Regions from separate parts of the Homo sapiens genome. Here all the other regions are linked to region 3. A link is a loop called in an ENCODE intact Hi-C map of the cell type or tissue named here. Cell type or tissue: endothelial cell of umbilical vein. All regions are shown on one strand.

Region 1 (5,000 bases), 370 kb before region 3:
AGAATAGAAAAACACATATATGGTCAATTTGGGGGGTCAAAAGTGGGGGAAAATAGTCTTTTCAACACATGGTGCTAAAGAAATTGGAAATCTGTGTAAGAAAATAATCTGCCTCTTACTTTACATCAGTCAAAAAGGATCATACACCTAAATGTATAAGACAAAACAATAAAAACTCAGAATAAAACATAGGAGAATATCTTCATGATCTTGGGGTAGTTGCGGTTTCTTAAAGTGGACACAAAAGCACTAATCATTTAAAAATATGATAAATTAAACCTGACCAAAATTACAACTGCTGTTCATCAAAATACATCATTAAGAAAGCAAACAGACAAGCCAGACTAAGAGAAGATATTTGCAATACATATATTTGACAGAAGATGCATATCTAGAATATATAAACTCCTATAAATCAATAATAAAGAGACAACTAAATTAACAACATAAGTAAAAGATTTGAAAAAGTATTTCACAAAAGGGTAATCCAATTAGCAGTAAGCATATGAAAAGGTGCTGAACATCATTGCTCATGAAGGAAATGCAAATTAAAACTAAACTGAGATATCATTACACATCCACCAGAAGGACTAGAATTAAAAAAGACTCCCAGTATCAAGTGTCAGGGAGAATGTGGATCAACTGACTTAGAAGTTGTGTGGGAGTGAAAATTGATTTAGCCACTTTGAAAAACTGCTTCTTGTGTCCAGTAAGGTTAAATGTGCATGGCCCAGCAATTCCACTACTGCATGTATACTGAGGGAACTGGGTGCTTAGGTCCACCAAAAGGCACAAACACGAATGTTCATAGCAACTTTACTCATAATATACAACACCTGAAAACATCCAAATGTCCAACAGAACGGATAAATAAATTGATATATTATTGGTAATTTAGATACACATACAATAGATGACACTTAGAAACAACAAAAAAGTCAAACCTCTAGTATGTGTAACAACCCAGAGGAATCTCAAAGGCATTATATTGAGCCAAAGAAGCTACAGATACAGTAGTACATACTGTACTGTATAATACAATTTATAAGAGGTTCAAGAACAGGCAAAATAACCTAACCTATGGTGATAGAAGATTGGCAGTACCTATGAAAGCTGAATATCCTCACATGCTATGACCAAGCAAATCAATGCATAGGTATATACCCAACAAAAATTTTGCATATGTGTACCAAAAAAACACACAAGGAAGTTCAGAATAGCATTACTTATAATAGCCCCAAGCTGAAATAAACCCAATTCTCTATTAGTATAAAAATAAATAAATGCATTTTGGTATAGTTACATAAGCCAGCTGTACGGACTACTATATAGCAATGAAAATGAATGTGAATCATAGTTATGACTCATAAACAAAATGAATGACTTTCACAAACATAACATTGGGCAAAATAAGTTAGATACGAAAGACTGTATATTATGTGATTCTGTTTATATGTAGGTCAAAATTAAGCAAATCTAAACTATAGTGTTTAAGAATGAGTGTTTGGGTGGTAAAGTATTTTTTTTAAAGCAAGGAAATGATTACTATAAAAACAGAACAGTGCTCACTCTTAGGGAAGGAGGCCTAAGATAGGATTAGGGGAGCTAGCAGAATTCTATTTCATCTGGGTGGTGGTCAAACGGATGTATGTTTTTGATAAATCAGTGGGTTATATATTTTTATGTGTACTTTTCTGTACATAATATTTCACAACAAAAGCTTTAAAAGAAGAGCATACTATAGACATCTTTTTATGCCAAAAAATAGAAAGTCTTCAGAAAGAAAATAAATTAACAAGCTATCGATCTTGAAATCTGCAAAAACGTTGAACACCAAATGTACTTTGAAGGCTTCAGCATTTGTTCGGTTGCTAGAGGTACAAATACATTCACTCCCCTTGAAATCTAACCTTCTCGTGTTTTAAGTAAATTCAAAGTGTATTTGGCTTTGCAAAACCAAAATCCAACATAGAATTAAGCTCCAAGTGAGCAGGGAGCAGGCCCAATTTTGTCCATCACTATTACTGTTGCCTAGGACACAACAGAGGCTCAATAAATATAAGTTGCAAGAACAAACGGAATGAAACAGGTAGGGAAGAGCTAATCTGCTGCATGTGATAATGTTAAAAGGCTGCCTTCACTATGAGCAGGACTGCATCTTTTGCATGCGGGTGCCCATAGTTAGGGTGCCTGGGCGCTGGGTGGGAGGGATATGGCTGAGGTCAACCTCGTTTGGGGGTTAGGTGGGCCTCTGTATAGGTGGTCTCAGGAGCAGCGGGTGGTGCTAAGGAGAAGGCGGCCACTAGGGGGCGGTGTCTGAAGGCGCCTAGCTAACGGTTCTCAGAAGCCGCCACATCTAATAGAGTACATGCTTTCAAAGCCTTCCGGCTTTGTTGGTAATGTCCCTCTAGTAAGCTCCAAGACAGTAGTAGAATTTTCTTGGAAGGTACAGCTTGGTATTCGCTGTGCTGTGAAGCTGCAGTTCATTCTTTGGGTACAGTAAACACAGCATGGAGAAGCTGTTTCCAGAGGAGAAGAGGTCCCCAGTGGAGAGGACCAGGGCAATTGTATAGATTCAGAGTGACATCCAACAACTAAGCAAATCTGTATGACATGTTAGCCTTCCCTGAGGCCTCCCAGCAATATCTGAGGATGGGAACGAGTCAAAGCCTGGCCTTCCTGCTTCCCAAACTGGGGATGCTAAGGGAGAACATCATTATTTGAATAATAAAGGGCATGACGACCCCAGAAGGCTGGGGACCTGGGGGATATTTGGGCTTCACAGGTGGCACAAGGTAAAAAGAAAGAGAAAATTCCAGACAGACACACAACATGCATTCGGGAAAAGCGCGTCTGTGCAGTGCTTGGTGTTTCATTTTTAAAGCCCCACTTTGCATAAATTGGCAGAGGCAGAGAAGGACCTGAATTAGGAATTCTTATTTTAAGAAAAGAGGCTGCACCCAATGCTTCTCATTCCCTGATTTCCCTAGAGTAACAAAAACTCCCAACCACAAAAGCTTGCTTTTCTTTGCACAGTGACTGGCAAGAAGAAAGCGAGGGAGGGCAGGCAGCTGCAAGCTGCTACCACCTGCCCCTGCATCCACTGCTCACCTCCCGCCAGCTCCTGCCCTCCGGAGCCCACCCCTGTGTTCTGATGGGTGGTTTGCTGAGAGCCCAGAGTGGGCGAATGTCTGAGGAGGGGGCTGCTCTGGGCCTGGAGGGAAGCCTAGCCCTGTGTAAGCCTCTATGAGAGGGATCTAGCCGACTGTTGCTTCTGCAGGGAGATGGAGAATGAGACAGAAGAGGAAGAGAAGCCAAGAGAGGAGTAAGATGTGTGGGGGTGGGGGGCAAAAGACAGAGAGGCAAGGAATAGAAGTGCAGGCTTCTAAGAGAGAGAGGGAAAGACAGACAGATGCACAGAGAGAAAGAGAGAAAGGAGGAAAGACAGAGTCCACAGGAAGAAGAGGGATGCAAAGAGAGAATGGAAGGAGAGGCAGGTAAGTGGCCAGCCCGAAACAGCAGGGTGGTAACTTCTAAGCCCGTGGGCTGAGCAGCGGCTTGTGTGGGATGTAGACCCTTTGACTCACAACCACCCACACAAAGGCCTCAATTATTTTCAAAACCTGATATCCATCTGAGCATTATTGCAACAAAGTGGGTCAGCTCTAAAAGGAGGAGAAGTGGGAGTAGGGGCTCAAGTCTTCTATTATCAGATTGGCCTGTGCTGGGTGTCGGGGGAAGGTGCTGGTTTGGAGTGTGGGGGCCTGGTGTTTATTTGCATCCCGCTGTGAAAAGCCATCCCCTGAATTCAACATCAAATAAGATAATCTTGGCACCATCCAGCATAGCATTGCTGCCTGGCACCATGCAACACCCAAGAGTGCGATGCCCCAAATCTCTGTTCCAGGATGAACCTGCTCAGGTGTGATACAGAGTTGGAAGAGGGGCTGAAAAGCAAGGGACAGGAGGGCATGTGAATTCAGGCTGCCTCAGCTAGAGCCTAGCGTGGGGCAAGTGAACCACGGTGGGGGGAGAGGAAGGAGAGCAGCATGCTCCCCTGGCCAGCGCTGCCTCACCTGCCATGCAATCAGGTCCTTGAGGTGGGTCAGCTTGTCCTGGTCCTCAGGGTGGTCCCTGACATACTCTTCAGTGAAGAAGGCCTGGGGAGGACAGATAGGAGGTCAGGGTTTCCTGTTCATGTGGCATTTCACAGCCAATCTCTTTGGCACTGGGAGAAGATTCAATTTGAAAGGGGCAAGGATGAGGTCACAGGCATGTGGATGGAACAAGAGTAACAGGTCTGGAGAGACTGACATTGTTTTATCTGCTTTGAGGCTCAGATCAGCACCCAGTGGGAATGGGCTGCAAACTCTGGGGAAGCTGTTCTCAAAGTCAGGTTCCTGAGCCAGTAGCAGCAACAGTACTTTGGAACTTGTTAGAGATGCAAAGTCTCTAGCCCCAGCCCAGACAGCCTGAATCAGAAACTCTGGGGGTGGGGTGAGGACCCGTGTGTCAGGAAGCACTGTAGGGGATTCTGATGCTCCTTTCAAGTTTGAGAACATTGCTCTGTGGAAAATAATTCAGTAAGGAATCTCACTGGTGGGTGTTCCAGCTCACCTCATGGCCTCCCTCATTGCAAGTGACCCTGGCAGCCCCTTTCTGGGGCTCATGTCCTTAGTGTGTGCTCATGTATAAACAGACATATCCCATCACTGCTCAAGGCTGAGCAAAGGGTTACCAATGATGACTGCATGGGTATCTGAGGGTAGTTGGAAGGATTGATTAGGTGACTGGAATTATTGTCCCCAAATTATACTACTGTGTGGTATTCTTAGTTTTACATCAATGGATAACATAGGAAAGATAATAGGGAATTCATCAAAAGATTTGTTAGAATGAGGAGTTCATTTTTCCTTCAGTGTCTGCTAGGTGAAAACCAAGTAAGAACTTTCTACTCTATTTCAATGCCAAGAACAGCTACGTATCCTTACTGAGAAATG
Region 2 (5,000 bases), 720 kb before region 3:
ATACAGCACCCGGCTCCCCATCTGGCCTGTGGAGGGGAGGGGGTGAGGCAGTGAATTCATCCAAAAATTCCACACAGAATAAAGCCAGACGCACCCCCGCATCTAACAGAATTAATAAACCATCTGAAGAGCCCATTTGAGAATGAAAAAGTTCACCGATTCATAAAATTTTTCCAATATGCTGTGAGCTGCAGGTAGCCAAGCTGGGGATCCTCGAGGCTGGCTTTTAATCTTTGCTCTTCTGGGCCAAGTGGGGTTTTTGGTTTTGTTTTGAAACAACTTAGACATCATGGGAGATGCTAAGAAGATCCTCTAAAGACAATATGACTTATTTGAAATTCCACCAGAATTTTCATGTATTATATCTCCAAATTCAGGATATGGGTTCCCTTGGGGAGACAAATGGAGAGAGGTACACAAGGGGGTTTTATTGTGTTGGTGATGTTTTATTTCTTACACTAGGTGGTGGTGCATGGATATCTTGTATTAGTCTTTTTATCTGTTTGTGTGTCTTAAATAGTGTATAATAGGAATTGAAAAAAAAAAAACAAGAAAGAAAAAGAAATTCACTGGGTATTAGAGTCAAAAGACCAAAAATCCAATCTTGGCTCTGCCACTATCTTTGTGAAATTTGGACTTGCCTCTTAGCTTTTCAGTTTCCCTATCTATAAAAAGTCAGGACTAGAGCAGTGAGGGTTCTGTGAGGTTTTTGTTTGTTTTTAAGAGCCAGTCACTGAAGTTCGTTTGTTTGAGACAGGGTTGTGCTCTGTCGTCCAGGCTGGAGTGGAGTGGTGTGAACATAGCTCACTGCAGCTTCCACCTCCTGGGCTCAAGCAGTCCTCCCACCTCAACCTCCTGAGCAGCTGGGACTACAGGCACATGCCACCATGCTCAGCTGAGTTTTGGATTTTTGGTAGAGGTAGGGTTTCGTCATGTTGCCCAGGCTAGACTCTAAGTCCTGGACTCAAGCAATCCGCCTGCCCCAGGATAACAGGTGTTCACAGTTAAATTTAAGTCTGGGAAATGCTGCATACTCTTTGTCCTTTGGGAAAATCATAAAATGTTAAAGGTACTGAGAAGTCTTGTGGCAAAGAAGTCTGTTTTGTTATATATCTATTAATATCATGAGGTACTAACATTCTGTAAAATAATCTCTGGGACCTGTTATTCTGTATTATGTCAAAGACCCCTTTAGATTCTAGGTTCTTTAAGGCAACAATTTTTGCCTATTAACGGGGCAATCTTTAACCATCCCTGAAACAGATAAACCAGACACTCCAGCCAATCACTTTCCTCTAGGTTAGCCAGCTGAGCACCTTTCCTTCCTGTTCCAAGTCCCGGCTTCTTGCCCCTGGGCTCATGCTGGCCCCCTCACTGCTGAGTAATTCTTCCTGAGCCAGTCACTGAAGTCCTTGGGTATCTATCTTTCTTTTCTTCTTGTCTCCCCATTCTAGAAGCATAAATTGTCCAGACTGTCTCTTGCTCAGTATGAGACGATAAAGTTGAAGACCTGAGAAGCAGTGTGACAGAGACATAGTCACGCAGCTGTGGGTGGCAGAGTTGAGACCAGAACCAAGTTCCTTTCTCATTGCCCTCAAATGCTTGGTTTTACATCCAGTTTACATTCTGCCCGGTGCATGTACATCCTTGATGCTGTTTTCTTGCTGTTTGTCTATGATGGTTTTGCATGTCTCTCCTGGGAAGACTGTATTCTCCTTCAAGGCACAAGTCACATCTGTGTTTATATAAATTCTAACACTATTCTGAGGACAGCATGGTGCTGAAAACACTCTCAATGCCAAGTTATTGAATGTCCCAGTGGATTCTTCTCCCTGCCAAGTCATCTCAGCTCCAAACACTGCTTCCTGGAGAGATGCAGACACATCATTTTATTCACACAAAGTTGTGTTTAAAACTCCCCTTCAAATGTGGGAGTGATTCAGAAGTCCAGAATAACATTGACCCTAATCAAGTGTTCTTAATTAATTATTCACATTGGAAAAATACGTCTTGGTTCACTGAAACTCTGGAATAACCACACCTACCCAATTTGAGTGAGGAAGACACAACTTGGCAGATGCTATGGTCTCAATGTTTCTATCCTCTCCCAAATTCATATATTGAAATCTAATCATGAAGATGATGGTGTTGGGAGGTGGGGACTTTGGGAAATGATTAGTTCATGAGGCTGGAACCATGGCAAATAGGTCTAGTGCCCTTAGAAAAGAGGCTGCAGAGAGCTGCCTTGTCCCTACCCCTCGGTGAAGACACAGCAAGAAGACGCCATCAGTGAACCAGAAAGCAGGCTCCCACCAGACACCAACTCTTAATCATGGATTTCCCAGCCTTCAGAAATGTGAGAAATACATTTCTATGGTATATAAGGCCAGCTTATGATATTTTGTTATAGCAGCCATAATGGGCCAAGACAGAAGAAAGGTTTTTACTGTGAATTAAAAGAGAGACCACATGATTTCTGGGGAGAAGCCCTTCACACAACCACATGGCGAAACTGGGTGTGAAAGAAACTCCTGCTTTTTAAAGAGCTGCTTTAAATATGCCTTCTGAAAAAGAGTTACCATTTTCTGCTAAATCCTTTTGCAACCAGGAAACAAGAGTGCACCACGGCCAAGGTTTGCCGACATCATAAGTGACTTGAGTTTGCTCCATGGCTGTACATCTTCTCTGGGGACATCCTCAGCAACAACACCCCCTCCAACCCCAAGCTCTTTCCGGGGAGCTGATCCTGAGGCCCACTGTGCTATTGTCCCTGATGCTGATACTTTCCTTCGAGGTGGTTTTTCAAGCAAGGAACATCTGTCCACCAGATGGCAGTGTACCAACAACCCAATCAAATGGCTCCTGCTCAGATCAGGGCTAGACCTCGCTGTCCGGCTGGCAGACCCCAGCCATACGTGGCTATTGAGTCCTTAGAGTGTGAGTAATCTGAATTGAGATATGCTGTAAGGTTAAAATACCCACTGACTTCGAAGACTGAATACAAAGAAGTGGGGTTGGGGGGGAGAAGAAGAAGACGCAGTATTTCATGAATGACTATTTCCTATTGATTACATTTTGAATACTATTTTGAATATACAGTTGACCCTGAACGATGTGGGAGTTAGGAGTGCCAACCACCATGCCGTCAAAATCCTGTGTATAACCTTTGATTCCCCAGAAACTTAACTCCTAATAGCCTGCTGTTGACTGGAAGACTTACCCATAACATAGACAGTTGATTAACACATATTTTATATGTTACATGCATTATACGCTGTATTCTTTTTATTTTTTTTTTTTTTGAGTTGGAGTTTCGCTCTTGTTGCCCAGGCTGGAGTGCAATGGTGCGATTTTGGCTCACTGCAAACTCGGCCTCCCAGGTTCAAGTGATTCTCCTGCCTCAGCTTCCTGAGTAGCTGGGAATATGCTGTATTCTTACAGTAAATGAGGCTAGAGAAAAGAAAATGTTATTACGAGAAATCATAAAGAAGAGAACATATATTTGCTATTTATTAAGTGAAAGTGGATCATCAAAAAGATCATCATCCTCTTTGTTTTCATGTAGAGTGGGCTGAGGAGGAGGCGGAAGAGGAGGGGCTGGCCCTGCTGTCTCAGGGGTGGCAGAGACTGAACAAAAGCCATGTGTAAGCGGACCCACACAGTTCAAACCTGTGTTGTTCAAGCCTCAACTGTATTGGGTTAAATAAAATATCATATTAAAATGGATTTTACCTGGTTCCTTTTTCTTTTCAATGTGGCTATGAAAAAATGTAATGTTACATATGTGGTCTCATTGTGTTTCCGTTGGCCAGAGAAGAGAAACAGTGGGCGGGGAAGGGTCGCACTGGGAAGCTGGGTAGAGCCAGCGGTCACAGTCCCATGCAAAGTGAAAAGAGCATGGCCTTTGGTAAATGACCACCTGGGCTTGAACTGCAGCTCTGTCATTTATTTTGGACTTGTGACTTAATCACTTTAAGTGTTGGTTTCCCCAGCTGTCAGGGGGCATAAACATGCTGCCTTCTCCCATGGATACTGTGAGGGTCAGATGTAGGACAGCCACAAATCATGGCCTGCTCAGGCCTGCGTCCCAATGCAATTATTAACAGCACCTTCTTCAGTTGCAGAATTTTGTCAGTTAAAGCAATGAATTATACAGTTTCCCTGGTGAAATGAGATCACGTATATTAAGCACTTGGTACATCGTAAGTGCACAATTTTATGTCTAAAATGATCATACGACTCAGAGATGGAAGATGGTGACTTTCTCTTCTATAATTTCACATAATTTCTGACTCCAAGCTCCATTTCTGGTTGAAGCAGAAAACTCAGCCTAGTCATTTTCAGATAAATTTGGTTATTTTAGAATTATATTCAAATCCAGAGTTCTATCTTCTTCCTTCTTCCATGGGTAGAGTCTAGACTGGGGGAGTGGTGGCTTATGCAGGTCACAGCATTGGACCGGGAGGGAATATTTGGTGTTTACTTGACTTCCCTTGGCTTCCTTCCTCCACCTCTCTGATTACTTCCTCCCCTGCTGATGGCATCGGGGTCCTGCTGTGGTCCACAGCTCCTCCTCTGCTGTGGAACCCCCAAACCTCACTGGGGTCTTGGCCTCTGCAGCCTCCTAAGGACTGGCCATGTTTTTCCATTTCAGAGGTCAGCACTGGACACTGACTCTGTCTGTCCCCTCTATCTCAGCTCACTTCTTCCATTCACCTGGACAACGACGTTTACACGTTAGGAAGATCTGTTAAATTCACTAACCACGTAGACTTTGCACCTGTTCTGTCCCTTGTTTTTTGCTAAGTTCATGGGATACAGAGACATATAAGAAAGGTTACTGCCCTCAAAGAAAATATCGTCTTAGCGAGGACACTCACTCAAATGGCACGTGAAAAATGATAGCTTCCAGAAAAGAAATGTAAATAGAGGGCTATATGACTGGGGAGGATGAACTGGTTACTTGAGGGCAAGAAAGCCAGGGTTGAGGAACTTGTATG
Region 3 (5,000 bases):
ATAGAGAAAGAAAAGCCTCCCACAGGCTTCCTAAGCAATTTTCAATAGTCAGTCAACTGAACTCCCCCAGAATTTCCCTAATAGAGGAAACCACAAATCATCACCATGCCCCACAGTTCCCTTTCCATGTCAGCCCCCAGAATACCTGCTTACCTACTCATCTTGGATAAGTGCATCTGCTCAGCCTGCTCGGTAGTGACTTGAAAGGGTGACAAAAGTGGAAGAAAGAGTGGCTCAGACAGGAGATAAGATGGCTGCTTGCCTGTTAACTGTGTCTTTTAATTTGTCCTTTGGCAACATGGAAGGTAAGCGTATCAATGTTTCAAAAATGAAGCTGAGGTTAAAAAGTTCTCTACCAGGGAAGTTGGATAAAAGTAACTTCAAAGCAATGGTCTCTACATTTGGGAATTGCAATTTCCCTTTCAGATAAAAACCCTCCGCTCCTTTATGTTCCTTTGAGTCAAGTATTTCTCACTTATTTTATTTTTTGGAAAAAGTTTCAGACTGCAACAAAAGGAGGATGCGTTCAATGCTTAGATTTTGTTCAAATAGATACTAATTAACATGACCAGTCTTTATGAACAAAAAGGCAATTGTGAGGATTTCTTTACATTTAAAAAACGATTATGAATCTTCCCAAATTTGCCAGCAGTGGTTATTAGCCTCATTTTTTAAAATGAGAAATAAATTGGAGAATTTTGCTACATGTACGGGCATTGTAGTGAAGTGTCTCAGAGGGCCTGGAACCAGTCAAACCCCATCTCTGACATATGCTAACATTATGGCTTTGGGCGAGTTACTGTAAGTGACACGGGTTTTGTTTCCCTATCTGTAAAATGGGGCATAATAAAGGAAATGTGTCATACTATCACACAGCCTGACACATGGTAATTCCCCTGTGAATGTTAGTTATTCTTGGGTACAAAGTATCAGTCTGATCTCCAGGCCCCAAGGACAAAAATGATGCCTCTTCCATCTTCACATCCCCTCTCTGATGAACACACCCGCCCTGCTTGGCTATTTGATCACTCACAGTGGCCTAAGAGGAATATTCGCCCATGCTAAAATTTCTCCTGAGAGCTGATTTTCTTTTCAGCTAACTACTCTGTCAGGAGGAACTGAGAAACAAAACCCTCCTACACACTGGACACAGCACTGACAACCTTAAAGAAAATACAAGCAAATAAATATAAACACACATGACAAATATTGGACAGGACATATGCTGTATAAATATAGCAATGCGCTTTGCATTCCTGAATACACCCTGCTAGCTCTCTGGAGACCAATTTACGAATAAGGCTTTCCACCAGCATTTCTGGCTGAGCGCTGGGGAGTTAGATTAAGTGTTGAGAATGCCTGCTTTAAGCACATCCTGAGCCTCCACACCAGCCCAAGGCACTGTATTGATCCTCTTTCTTACCATGGACTTTGCCTGAATAAACCAGCTCAGGTTTCAGTGAGAACATTTTAACTGCAGAAAGCTAACCTATAAGCTGAGACCAAGCAAAAGTAAATAAATAAATAAATACATACATACATACATACATACATACAAGAAGAAGTTGTGAAAGGAAAGGAACAGACATTGAAAAACTGCTTTGGTGTAAGGAAATATCACAAGGTCTTATTATGGAACACTGCACTAACCAAGCTCAAAAGGTGTTGAACACATTATTCAACACCATCCCAAAGGCACCTGGCATTTAGACAACAGAATCAGGGAGAGGAAAAGTACGTCTTTACAAGCAGAGGCCCCCAAGGCGGACCCTGTCACCCAGAGCAGCAGTGAGTCCCTTACAGGCAGCGTTTTGCCATCCTCCGCGCACACACACATGATGACTTCCACATTCCTCTGTGTGGTCTTGTTGTACTTGTCAAAGTCACCTTGTAAGAGAGTAATGTAGATGTCGTTCCTGACATCCCCTGAGGCAGAGGGAGAGAGAGACAAGAGTTAGTGTGGATTACAGCAGGAGAGACGCTGACTAACTAGAGGGGATGGAGGGTGAGAAGAAGCTCTCCCACCTGGATTGGTATTAATTAAAATCAGAATTGCTTAGAGAAAGCATTTTTCCCTCATCAGGGAGGCTGGAGAAGTAGGTAACACGGGGATGAAGGGATGCTAGGAAATCAGTTGCAAAAAGGGAAGTAGGGACACTCAAAATTGGCCATGTTTTTCTCGACATTAAAAGTCATTTAATTTTCATCCTCTAGTGACACCTTCTGGGAAGGCAAAGGAAAGCTCCAATTGAATTGATCCTGTCCCATGAAAACAACCAAACATATACATCTGCCGATATTTCACTGTGTAGGAGCAGAATAGAGCAACTTTCCATGTGTCCTAGGGACACAGGGTTAGGAGGGAGCTGCAGAGGATCTTCAGGAAGGGAGGTAAGAAAAATAGAAAATCTGCCAGACACAGGTAGCTCATGCCTGTAATCCCAGCACTTTGGGAGGCCAAAGCGGGCAGATCGCCTGAGCTCAGGAGTTCAAAACCAGCCTGGGAAACATGGCAAAACCCTGTCTGTATCAAAAAATACAAAAAAATTAGCCGAGTGTGGTGGCACATGCCTGTGGTCCCAACTGCTCAGGAGGCTGAGGTAGGAGGATTGCTTGAGCCTGGGAGGCAGAGGCTGCAGTGAGCTGAGGTCAAACCACTGTACTCTGCACTCCAGCCTAAGTAACAGAGCTAAACCCCATCTCAAAAAAACAAAAAGAAAAAAAAAAAGGAATAGAAAATCCTACAAGGGGTTACACAAGTAACTGAAGTCTCAGGTAAAGCATGGACAAATAAATGACAGCACAGGCCCTAGGAGACAACCGCCAGACAAATGTGGAAAGAAACAGCCAGTCAGTGAGAGCCATCGTGAACGGAAGTCCAAGACACAGGTTTAAGACACAAAGAGAAGTTTCAAAAGAGTATTACCATTGTCAAAAGACAAAATTACAACAAATTTAGTTTGAAGACCTCACTTGGCTCTATTGCAATTCTAGAATCGGGCAATGCTTCATTCCATAAAATAGAATCAGTATTCCAAAGAGCTGAGCAGAAGAGGTTGGCTTTATAGACAGAGAAGGCCTGAAGGAAGTAGAAGCAAGACAGAGTGAATTGGTTATTTCAAAGTTATAGCCCTCATAAGGCTGAAACAGGGAAACAGAAAAATAGAAAAGTGACTGATTGTTAACATCAGGTTACTTCAGGAACTTCATTATCATGCCCATTGAAAATTGAAAATGGCCTGTCTGGAAAATAGGCTGTTTCTCTTTCTTTCTTTCTTTCTTTCTCTCCTTCTTTTTCTTGTCTTTTCTTTCGTTCCTTCCTTTCTTTCTCTCTCTCTCTCTCTCCCTGCCCCCGCCCGCCGCCCTCTCTCCCCTCTCCGAATTTCTTGCAAGATCAGATAACAGTTTAGTTTAGGTTTGATGACATGACCCTTTAGCATAGCTGACTCCATTTTGATTTTCAGTCTGGTTTGTTGGGGGCTGGTGCAGGAACTTAGTCCAAAACAATGCCCTCCTATAATTTTTGTTTAATATTATATAAACTCATTTTTTAAAATTATACACACATTTGGAAATGTAGTGGCTACTTCTGGAGACAAAGATATAAAGGAACTTTTAACATTTCACTTTATACCTTTTCAGGCCATTTGAATATTTTACAATGAACACAAATTCCTTTGGTAATATAAAAAAAAAAAGCTTAAAAATATAAGAGAATGACAATATTCTCCCAGAAAGAGTGCAACTGTTCTGCATGTATAAAATATAAATGATGGCCACAATAAATTATTAAGTGATAAAAACAAGTTGTAGAATACTATATAAAGTATATTAAGTAAAGGAATATAAAATATGACCCCATTTGTGGGGAGAAGGGGTATGTGTTTATATTTACATGCTTGTGTCTATTTTGTTAATGCATAGAAGTTTTTGGATATACAGACATCATTTTTAGTTGTTACCTTCAGGGACAGAAATGGAGAGAGGCAGTAAAAAAGGAAGGAGTTGACTCTTTAGAAGGAAAATGAATTAGACAAGCTGAATTGGCCCCTATGTCCCCAGGGGAAGGTCAGAGCAGCTGTGTCTCACCTGGCATGATGATCTCTGGGAATCCCAGCTTCCTGGCCACCACGGTGGTCCTGTCCACCAGGTGTGGATAGTCCTTGCGAATCTGAATGATGTCACCCACCAGCATCTTCATGGTCACCCAGAGGCCTGCAAAGGAACAGCTCACCGTGAAGAGCCCACTTTTGCAAGTGACCCCTCAGTCGGCCCTCCCGCCACCTCTCCCCTCTGTCTTTCTGGAGATCACTGGGAACAGAGTCATACAGCCACAGATGCAGCCACCCAGCCCACAGGGCCTCTGGAACAGGCGATCTCTGGGTCTGAATCCCGCTAATGATTTCTAGCGGTGTCAGCCTCTGGCAAATTATCCCACTTCTCTAAGCCCAAAGTGAGGATGACAACACCTATCTCTCAGGCCTGGATTAAGAAAGAAATCAAACAAGGTAACTTATTAAAGTGCCCCCGGAACACCGGAGATATTCAGGATGTATCAATTCCTCTCTGCTTTTGGGCACCAGGACATGCCTCCAATTTTCTTCAGAAAATGTGACTTATCCCTGTAGATCATATGTTCCCATTCTTCCCAGTGGTCTGTCTGGAAGGAAAGCTAAGTATCCCAGGGTTCAGGATTTTGATTCATTTGCTGAAGAGTTAGGGGCTCCCAAGCTGGAGCAGGCTCAGCCCACTGGCATATTGGCACTTTACCTTGCCCTCCACTGTCCCCCTTGGAGGCTATGACTTTGCCCAGCAGGCTGTGTAGGAAGTCATTCTCAGCTGTAACCCTGGAAAGGAAAAGAGAGCATGAAATGTCCACATCGTGTCCTCCTTGCGTTTCAAGGGGTCCCATGAATCTCCCCAGCCCCTCCACACGCCTCAGGTGAAAAGTGAGTTTGCATATGTCAGCCCAGGGTATATACATGCCATCAAGAGGTACC
Region 4 (5,000 bases), 480 kb before region 3:
TAATAGGCCCTGGACTGGACACAGAGGCTGTAAAAATAATTCAGAGACACTTGAGTTCTTTGTGGCCAAGAAGAAAAGACAATAGTTTAATATTTACTAAAGAGAAATCCAAGAATGTCAGGACATCCATAACTTAACCATCTAATTTAACTCCCTCATTTTACTGAAGGGCAGATGGAGGTCTAGAGAGGTGATCTGACCTGCCCAGGTGACAGGTGGCTGGCCACAAAGCCAGAGCTGTTACCCAGGGCTCCTGACTTCCAGGTTAGAGCTTTTCACTGCTGCAGTGCCTAACTCCAGGGACAGAGACTGGGGGACTGTTGCCAGAACAAGGAAATGGAGAAGTAGGAACAAGGCTAATTCCAAGTCATCTGCCTCCATATTCAGAGTTCAGAGTAAAGAAAAACAGAGTTCCAGGAAACCGTCGGTGGAGACCATTTCATAACCACACTTTTAAAATAGCAAAATACCATGTTCTTTTCCTGTGACCTCCTGCAGACTCAAGGACAAATTTCAGAACAGCCATTTAGTGAGATTCTGGTTCCTTACTCCCGATCCTTGGACACCCTCACTTATTAAGACCCTAAGAGATCCTCACTCATTAAGACCCAAGTACTTCTGAGCAGAAATTCCCATTTTGGAATTTTCCCATTTTTATTCCCAGTGGCACAAAGGACTTCATTTACTATTTTGCCCCAAACACCCTTTGTTTTGAAAGTGTAATCATTAAGTTGTCTTTATTCATCAGTCACAAATTGTTTTTCTCCATTTTATCTTAAAGACAAATAGAAACTTTGGATCAGTGTGAGATGGTCAGGGAATTGATGGTTCTAATGATAGCGGCCCTTGACTGAGCCCCAACCACCTGTCAGGTGTTCTGCTGAGAAAGCACGTGACTGCACTTAGCTCATTTGACCTTCCCAACAACCCTTGGAGGTTAGTACCATTATCCTCATTCCACAAATGTAGGGACCAATGTTGAGAGAAGGCCATCTCAATAGGAAGTTGCAGGGCTGGGGCATCTGAGCCACTGAGCTATACTATACAATTTTCTTAGTCTCTGCAACTTGTTGAGGCCAAAAGAGCACTTGCAGACACATTTGGAACCTAGGGCCCTTGACTGCCTCTGAGCATCCTGAAAGAGTAGGCCTCCTCTGAGAAGCTGAGGGGGCTTAGTTGCTGTAGAGGATGAAGGTAAGATTCAGGTGGATCTCAGCCATTCTGGGAGCACTTGGCCAGGGCCCACTGGGCCCCATAACATTGTGCACAGTGACTGCTCACTAAACCAGGACCCAAGCATCCCACAAGTGGGAAGGGTGGGTTGCACGACACATGAGGCAAGATAGATGGGTTTGCATGCCAGGCAGACACCCATCTGGTCTGAACCCCAGATTCTTTTACTGAAGAGCTATGTGATCTTGGGCAAGGGTTTTCATCCTTCAAGCCTTGGCTTTCTCACCTGTCCAATGGGATCAGTACAACCTACCTCAGTGTTACTTCAGAGGATTCAATGACAGCCGACACTGTCCGATGCTTGGAAGACAGCAGGTGCATAATAATTGAGAGCTGCCATCCTTGCTACTTTCCAGGTGGTGCTCCAAGAGCCCCCTTGACTCCACACCTGAAATATTCTATGTCTGCCTCACCCAGAGTCTGTACTGCACTGAGACTAAGCTGCGACTTTAGACATCTCTTGCACCAGCATCCAGGGCCAGAGCAGCCCTCTGGGCATCACTGTTCCCCACCTCACAATCTGGGTAGTAGCTTGCCTCCTCATGCAAAGACTTGGGGCTCTGCTGTCCAGGACAGTGGTGCTGGACAGTGACCTGGAGACGCTGACAAGCAAATCAGCTGAAGGCAACAGAGAACAGAGAAAATATGGAAGAGAAGCATGGGAGAGAGATGTGGGGAGTAATCTGAACTCCGGGAGGCAGGACGCTGTGGTCAGTGAGGGACAGGGGTCTGGTGTCCTACAGACCTGGGTTGAAAGTCTGGCTGTCCTCTGCATTAATGTGTCTCTCTGGACAAGTCACCAGCTCTCTCTGAGTTTCAGTGCTCTCATGTGTAAAATGAGGATACTAATAGTTCCTCCTTCAGAAGTTTGTTTTTCGGGAAGATTTAATGAGATAATGTATGCAAAGCACAGTACCTGGCTCATAGGACGTGCTCAGTATGACAGCCATGATCATCACAATGATGATTATCTCCTACTAGTCCAGTGATCAGTCAGTTTTCTCAAAGGCTGTGTGTGGGCGGTATCATCATGCTTCCCATTTTACAGATAGGGAGGCCAAGGGGAGGGGCAGAGCCACTCGAATAGGTAGATCCTTTCGCTTGCACGTGCTGCCACCCAAGTGGGTTCTAGCTGGGCTCTGGGTGCTTGTTGGCCAGAGGTGCCATGTGCAGGAGCAGAGCCATTCCCAGCCTTTTGATCCCCTTCCCTCTGGGACTGTCCCACACTGAGAAGAAAAGCTGCAGGAGCTGACCTCTAGGGGGCAGCATGAGCTCTGGAAACTCCAGGCTGGCTGCAGGGACTGGGCTGAGCCGGCTTCAGGCGGGAAAGCAGGTGCATCCAAAAGGTGATCCAGGGAGCCTGGGTAGGGGCTGGCTGGCTGGGTCCCAGGCTGCTTGTGCTAGGAGCTGAGGCCAGGGCTGGGCTTTGAAAGAGAAGGAACCAGAGGGGCACTGAATTAGGATGCTTGGTCCCCTGCCTTGCAACCCTCTCTCCCCACTATTTCTGTTCGGCGAATAGAGGCTGAACATGGCCAGGCAACATGGGGGATTGAGTGGGACGCATTCCCAGACCTTCAGGGAGTGAGGGAGCCTGGTGCAGCCTGGGAAGTGGCAGGGTGGGGTGTCATGCTAGATGGCATCTGGCTGAAAGAGTATTTCCCAAGCCACTAAGGGCCACGCAGAGCCCAGGACAGGTCTTAGGCCTGCACTTGGGCCCCTCTGGCCTCTGCTCACCTTGGGGCCCACTGAGTGCCCTGTTTCTAGGCCCTTCCCAAGTCCCTGAGTCAGAATTGCTGTCTTTTTGACCAGAAGTCCAGAGGATTTCTGTACAGGTTCCTATCTAATAACTGTGCTGATGACAAAAAAACCTGATAGAAGGGCCAGGAGGGAATATTGGGACTATGTATTGATCAATCCTTGCTAGGCCCTGGGCTAAGTGCTCCACAGATATTGCTCTCTGCATTTTCCCCTTCCTGACAGTCCTTCACCTGCTCCTTATGACGATGGAATGCACTGGCTCAGAGAGGTGAAGTAACATGTACAAGGGCACACAGCTGCCAGACCTGAGGCAGATCAGAACCCAGGGCCATCTGGTTCTAAAGCTTGGGAGCTTTCACTCCCAAGTAACTGGGTATGGGGCTGGAGAGGGCAGCAAGGCTGGCACCTGGCCCACAGCCTAGGAAAGAAGCTCGGATACCCCTGGCCTTCAAGAGTGGTGCCTGTCACAGACCCTGCCCCTTGCATCCTGGCATTTGTTGAACACTGAAACCCGTAAAACTTAAAAAAAAAAAAAAAAACAAAACAAAACAAAACAAAAAAACCCCAAACAACAACAACAAAAAACTGGTTAGACAGAAGAGCTAAGCCTTCTGTTTTCCCCTCCACCCTGGCCTCTTCCAGAGATGGCTCAGCCCCCCTGTTCAGACCAGAGTCCACATGGCTCTTGTACCTTGAACATTTTGGCAGGAAAGGGGCTGAGAGTGGGAGGAGAAGGGCTGGGTTTGAGGATCCCTGGTAATTCTGTTTCAGACTCCTTCAGCCTGTCAGATGCTGGGCCTTCCAGTTCTGCTTCCCTTTGCCCTTGGATTTTCAACCGTAGTCTCCTTATTGGTAAAATGGGTCTCCTGCTTCTGGCTGCAATTTGCAAGGACTCTGTGAAATCATGTGGGAGAAAGGAGCTCCGGGAACCCGAATGTGCGGTATGAACATCAGTAATTACTTGGGACAACTGCTGAGTGCGTCTGGCTTTCAGAAATTGTGATCAGTTCAGGGCAATTCTCTGCACTGTCTCTGGATCCTGCTAGTCAAATTAGGCTCAATTAGTCTATTTAAATGATCCCTGTGCACGCTCTCTCTCTCTCTCTCTCCCCCCCACGCACCCCATTGTGTCTCCCCATCCTATTACCTCTCTAATCTGTCTCACTTCTTCACTATTCAAATTAGTGATTTGAATGACTAGAAGCCAGCAGTTTCTTCCCAGGCCCCGTGGACCAGAACTTGTTGAATTTTCAATCAATAGAGGCCCCTCCTTCGGGCCTCTATTGATTGAGAAAAGCCAAAGTTCTCACCGCCTTTTGTCCAGTGCTTTCACCACCTGAGATTTCAGCCGGTTCATGCAGCTTGTCTACAAGGCATCAGTGTGCTCTCCAGCTTGCAGAGAGAGGAGAGAAGGAAAGAAGCCTTATGAGCTTCCCTCAGAGTTGCAGACAAGCAAATTGTTTCTTTTGGTTAAAGGTGCCATTTAGCCAGAATGTTGATGGATTAGTAACAGGGAGAAAAAAAGACAGCACCATTAATAACACTGACCATTCCTGAGGAGGGGTGGCCCTCCAGTGCTATCTACTTGCCCTGACACCAGACACCTCTCATTTTTAAAACTGCTCTGGTCTTCCCACACAAGATATCATCAGCATATGGCTCAACCCACAGCAGCAGCTGTGAGATGGCGATGGCTTTTCAGTTCCATGGAGTCAGGCTGAGCTCTCAGAATCCCCCAATTTGGGCAAGCGCTTTCCTCTCTCTGAGCCTATATTTCCACTGTATCTGTACAATGGGCACTTCCCATCCCTGTTCCCTAAATTTCAGGGTTAATGGAGGATTTGAAGAGATAATCCTTAGAGGCAGGGTGCTTGGCACTCAGTAGATGTGTGGTCCTCCACCCTCCTGACAAACCTCCAGGCTCCCTAGAATGTTGTTGCATTGTAGGCAACAAGTCTCTGACTCCTCAAATAAGGGTACAAATGGTACTGACATTTTCACTTGAAATG
Region 5 (5,000 bases), 510 kb before region 3:
CAATTGGATACAGAAAATATAGTATATTTTTCCAATGGAATACTATTTTGCCATAAAAAAGAATGAAATCATTGCAACAAAATGGATGGAAGTGGAGGTTATTACGTTAAGTGAAATAAGCCAGGCACAAAAAGACAAATATCGCATGTTCTCACTCATATGTAAGAGCTTAAAAAGCTGATCTCAGGGCGGTACAGAATAGAAAAACGGTTATCAGAGAACTATCCCGGGAAGGATTTGGGTGTAAGTCGGGGGTTGGTTACTGGGTAGAAACATACAGTTAGATAGAAGGAATAAGCTATAACATTTGACAGTAGAGTAGGGTGACTATAGTTAACAGCAATGTATTGCACGCTTGAAAGTAGCTGGAAGAGAGGACTTGGATTGTTCCCAACACATAGAAATGATAAATGCTTGTGGTGACAGATATCCTAGACACTCTGGTTTGATCACTGCACATTCTATGCATGTAACAAAATATCACATATCCCATGTCAATATGTACAAATATTATGCATCCATTTTTGAAAAGCAGAGTTTGTGCTCCCCACAGCTCGTTTATGAAATGCTGCTCCAAGGTTAAAGTTCCATATTCTTAGCTTTGCTTGATTGCCCCCAACTACTGCCCAGCTTCACTTTCCTCCCCATGTCTCCTTTGCACAACGTCCCCGCTCCCAACGGCTCCCTGACTTGAACATTCATGCCTGCTACCTCTTCTACTGGGCAGCTCTTCCATCCTTTCTCTGTTTAGAGAGAAAGTGCTCCTTGGTGCTCCCCAGCCTTCTAGGGCAGCTCAAATGCAACTTGCTCGGCCAGGTCCTCCAAACACACCCTCATCTGACTTAAGGCACTGCTTGCACTCCTGTAGCACCCTGCTATACCTTTGTTCTCAGCACTTGGGCCCAATCTGAGAGGTTGCTGGGAGTCCCACTGTCGAATGCTGGACCCCCTTATCCTCCTGATTATAGGCTTCATGAAGACAGGTGTCATTATACTATCTTGGGCATTACCATCTCCCTGGTTTCCATATCTAACTCATAGTACATGCTCAACAAACATGTTTTAGGCTCCTTTGATGACTGAGGAAATGAATAAATGACAAAACCCAAAATCAGCAACTGTTTTAGTGAATTACCTGACTGCCTCTATATCGAGTTGCTTATTTCATCTTCTTGACCCCTCTGGGGCCTCAATAAACCTTTTTTTTTCAATAATTTCTTCCAATATATCTTCTCAAAAAGTGTGGCTTTGCTATCAAGGAGAGCTGAGTTTAAATTCCAGTTGCTCTACCAACCAGCTGTGTCACCTTAGGCAAGTCATTTGAACCCTCTGAGCCTTAGTTTTTCTCACCTGTAAGATGGATATATAAAAACGTACCTCCCAGGATTGTTGGAGAATGAGATGAAATTGCCCAATTATAAACACCAGGCATAGTGCCACAGACTAGATGTCTAATCAACATTAGTTTTTTTCTCCTCTTGTTCTCCCTCCTTTCTCTGTTATGACTTTACAAAGACAAAGGCAATGCCTCATTCATCCTTGTGCCTCTAGAGCCTGATATGCAGCAGGTGCTCAGTACAAGTGTGTTGTGTGAGTAAATATTACCTTATTCAATAAAAGTAATTGTGCCAAGGGATCAATGTTTCCAGTTTCTTAATCCATAAAATGGATATGATAATTTTTATTGTTGAGAGATTTGAATAAAATAATGCATATAAGTGCTTGGCACAATACCTGGTTTGCTAATTGCTAATTGTTATTATCAGTAATAATGATAATGTATCAGATGGTATCCCCAAATTCTAAACACCAATTTCATTTCAAATAAATTGAACAAACAAAACAATGAACAGTGGCCAGGGTGGACTTCTTTCCAGAGGTATAGTGAAGGGGTGTCAATCCAATCTTGACACAGCTCAGATAATATATAAAGCAAATCTGTATGTAGTCAGGAGTGACAGCAGGGGATGCTGTTTCCTTAATAAAGAGGCAGCCAACTTGCAGCAGCTCCCAGCAGCTCTGATGCAGCATTTGAGAGCTCAGTTCACTTGGAAGCTAAAAGGGCAATAAGTTTCTTGTGGCAGGAACTGTGTAAGTACTGAACAGAAATCTATTGACTGACACTCCACAGTTTGGAACCCTGAATATTCTTTTTGTCTTTGGCTGGTTTTTGGACTGTGGGCTAGTCACTTGCGCTCTCTTGCATTACCAGCATAAAGGGAAGTCGTCCATATTTATGGATGAAAGGAGAGAAGCAAAGAAATAGAACCCTAATATCTCAAGGGACCCTTTGACTGCATTTGAATTCGGCTTCTCTCACCAAGCTGTACTGAGGGGGAGGGAGGAAGGAGAGGAGGAGGAGTGCTGAGGCTGCTTCGGGCTGTCTTTTTCTAATTCCTCTGCCCACAGGTGCATTAAAAAATGCACAGTAGTCATTCAGGAGCAGGTTGTTCAGTTTCCATGTAGTTGAGCGGTTTTGAGTGAGTTTCTTAATCCTGAGTTCTAGTTTGATTGCACTGTGGTCTGAGAGACAGTTTGTTATAATTTCTGTTCTTTTACATTTGCTGAGGAGAGCTTTACTTCCAACTATGTGGTCAATTTTGGAATAGGTGTGGTGTGGTACTGAAAAAAATGTATATTCTGTGGATTTGGGGTGGAGAGTTCTGTAGATGTCTATTAGGTCCGCTTGGTGCAGAGCTGAGTTCAATTCCTGGGTATCCTTGTTAACTTTCTGTCTCGTTGATCTGTCTAATGTTGACAGCGGGGTGTTAAAGTCTCCCATTATTATTGTGTGAATGGGCAAAAACTGGAAGCATTCCCTTTGAAAACTGGCACAAGACAGGGATGCCCTCTCTCACCACTCCTATTCAACATAGTGTTGGAAGTTCTGGCCAGGGCAATTAGGCAGGAGAAGGAAATAAAGGGTATTCAATTAGGGAAAGAGGAAGTCAAATTGTCCCTGTTTGCAGACGACATGATTGTATATCTAGAAAGCCCCATTGTCTCAGCCCAAAATCTCCTTAAGCTGATAAGCAACTTCAGCAAAGTCTCAGGATACAAAATCAATGTACAAAAATCACAAGCATTCTTATACACCAATAACAGACAAACAGAGAGCCAAATCATGAGTGAACTCCCATTCACAATTGCTTCAAAGAGAATAAAATACCTAGGAATCCAACTTACAAGGGATGTGAAGGACCTCTTCAAGGAGAACTGCAAACCACTGCTCAATGAAATAAAAGAGGATACAAAGAAATGGAAGAACATTCCATGCTCATGGGTAGGAAGAATCAATATCGTGAAAATGGCCATACTGCCCAAGGTAATTTATAGATTCAATGCCATCCCCATCAAGCTACCAATGACTTTCTTCACAGAATTGGAAAAAACTACTTTAAAGTTCATATGGAACCAAAAAAGAGCCCACATCACCAAGTCAATCCTAAGCCAAAAGAACAAAGCTGGAGGCATCACGCTACCTGACTTCAAACTATACTATAAGGCTACAGTAACCAAAACAGCATGGTACTGGTACCAAAACAGAGATATAGATCAATGGAACAGAACAGAGCCCTCAGAAATAACGCCGCATATCTACAACTATCTGATCTTTGACAAACCTGAGAAAAACAAGCAATGGGGAAAGGATTCCCTATTTAATAAATGGTGCTGGGAAAACTGGCTAGCCATATGTAGAAAGCTGAAACTGGATACCTTCCTTACACCTTAAACAAAAATTAATTCAAGATGGATTAAAGACTTAAATGTTAGACCTAAAACCATAAAAACCCTAGAAGAAAACCTAGGCATCACCATTCAGGACACAGGCATGAGCAAGGACTTCATGTCTAAAACACCAAAAGCAATGGCAACAAAAGTCAGAATTGACAAATGGGATCTAATTAAACTAAAGAGCTTCTGCACAGCAAAAGACACTACCATCAGAGTGAACAGGCAACCTACAAAATGGGAGAACATTTTCACAACCTACTCATCTGACAAAGGGCTAATATCCAGAATCTACAATGAACTCAAACAAATTTACAAGAAAAAAACAACCCCATCCAAAAGTGGGCAAAGGATATGAACAGACACTTCTCAAAAGAAGACATTTATGCAGCCAAAAAACACATGAAAAAATGCTCACCATCACTGGCCATCAGAGAAATGCAAATCAAAACCACAATGACATACCATCTCATAGCAGTTAGAATGGCAATCCTTAAAAAGTCAGGAAACAACAGGTGCTGGAGAGGATATGGAGAAATAGGAATACTTTTACACTGTTGGCGGGACTGTAAACTAGTTCAACCATTGTGGAAGTCAGTGTGGCGATTCCTCAGAGATCTAGAACTAGAAATACCATTTGACACAGCCATCCCATTACTGGACACATACCCAAAGGACTATAAATCATGCTGCTATAAAGACACATGCACATGTATGTTTGTTGCGGCACTGTTCACAATAGCAAAGACTTGGAACCAATCCAAATGTCCAACAACGATAGACTGGATTAAAAAAATGTGGCACATATACACCATGGAATACTATGCAGCCATAAAATATGATGAGTTCATGTCCTTTGTAGGGACATGGATGAAATTGGAAATCATCATTCTCAGTAAACTATCGCAAGGACAAAAAACCAAACACCGCATGTTCTCACTCATAGGTGGGAATTGAACAATGAGAACGCATGGACACAGGAAGGGGAACATCACACTCTGGGGACTGTTGTGGGGTGGGGGGAGGGGGGAGGGATAGCATTAGGAGATATACCTAATGCTAAATGATGAGTTAATGGGTGCAGCACACCAGCATGGCACATGTATACACATGTAACTTACCTGCACATGGTGCACATATACCCTAAAACTTAAAGTATAATAAAAAAAATAGCAGTTGATCTTCCTGTGGAAATTGTTTTCCAATCTGTATGAATTGAATGGCTCAACTAAATAAATGAAGAAAAATGAAAAAAAAATTCACAAAGA

The links. Peaks named below come from ENCODE experiments on the same cell type or tissue, not always from the same donor. Only the 100,000 strongest peaks of a DNase experiment are listed, where the experiment ranks them.
Region 1: a loop joins it to region 3, with 10 times the contacts of the local background. A loop is called at or near these places in 41 of 110 quality-filtered maps.
Region 2: it touches region 3 in a loop (3-fold over the local background); 4 of 110 quality-filtered maps call a loop at or near these places.
Region 4: a loop joins it to region 3, with 15 times the contacts of the local background. A loop is called at or near these places in 16 of 110 quality-filtered maps.
Region 5: it touches region 3 in a loop (7-fold over the local background); 10 of 110 quality-filtered maps call a loop at or near these places.

The regions. Positions count from the first base shown.
Region 1 is chr5:170,068,297-170,073,296 of GRCh38, reverse strand. It overlaps DOCK2 (dedicator of cytokinesis 2), which reads right to left. Exons shown (of 52, transcript NM_004946.3): 46 at 4,077-4,160. Among named protein-coding and RNA genes, the nearest start is that of FOXI1, 35 kb to the left of the region's middle. In endothelial cell of umbilical vein, CTCF peaks have their summits at 2,105 and 2,308 (motif pointing right); a DNase peak (open chromatin) is centred at 2,316.
Region 2 is chr5:170,418,836-170,423,835 of GRCh38, reverse strand. KCNIP1-OT1 (KCNIP1 overlapping transcript 1) reads right to left here. Exons shown (of 3, transcript NR_109899.1): 2 at 3,221-3,450; 3 at 992-1,865. It also overlaps a transcript of KCNIP1 not described here. Among named protein-coding and RNA genes, the nearest start is that of KCNIP1-OT1, 32 kb to the right of the region's middle. In endothelial cell of umbilical vein, a CTCF peak has its summit at 2,829 (motif pointing right); a DNase peak (open chromatin) is centred at 2,835.
Region 3 is chr5:169,699,229-169,704,228 of GRCh38, reverse strand. DOCK2 (dedicator of cytokinesis 2) reads right to left here. Exons shown (of 52, transcript NM_004946.3): 12 at 4,771-4,847; 13 at 4,090-4,215; 14 at 1,802-1,926. Among named protein-coding and RNA genes, the nearest start is that of DOCK2, 64 kb to the right of the region's middle. RefSeq lists enhancers at 797-1,206, 1,267-1,316. In endothelial cell of umbilical vein, a CTCF peak has its summit at 2,226 (motif pointing left); a DNase peak (open chromatin) is centred at 2,188; H3K27ac peaks cover 527 bases.
Region 4 is chr5:170,181,741-170,186,740 of GRCh38, reverse strand. No RefSeq gene overlaps it. Among named protein-coding and RNA genes, the nearest start is that of LINC01187, 15 kb to the left of the region's middle. In endothelial cell of umbilical vein, a CTCF peak has its summit at 2,480 (motif pointing right); a DNase peak (open chromatin) is centred at 2,490.
Region 5 is chr5:170,213,421-170,218,420 of GRCh38, reverse strand. No RefSeq gene overlaps it. Among named protein-coding and RNA genes, the nearest start is that of LINC01187, 17 kb to the right of the region's middle. RefSeq lists a silencer at 1,882-2,176. In endothelial cell of umbilical vein, a CTCF peak has its summit at 1,961; a DNase peak (open chromatin) is centred at 1,980.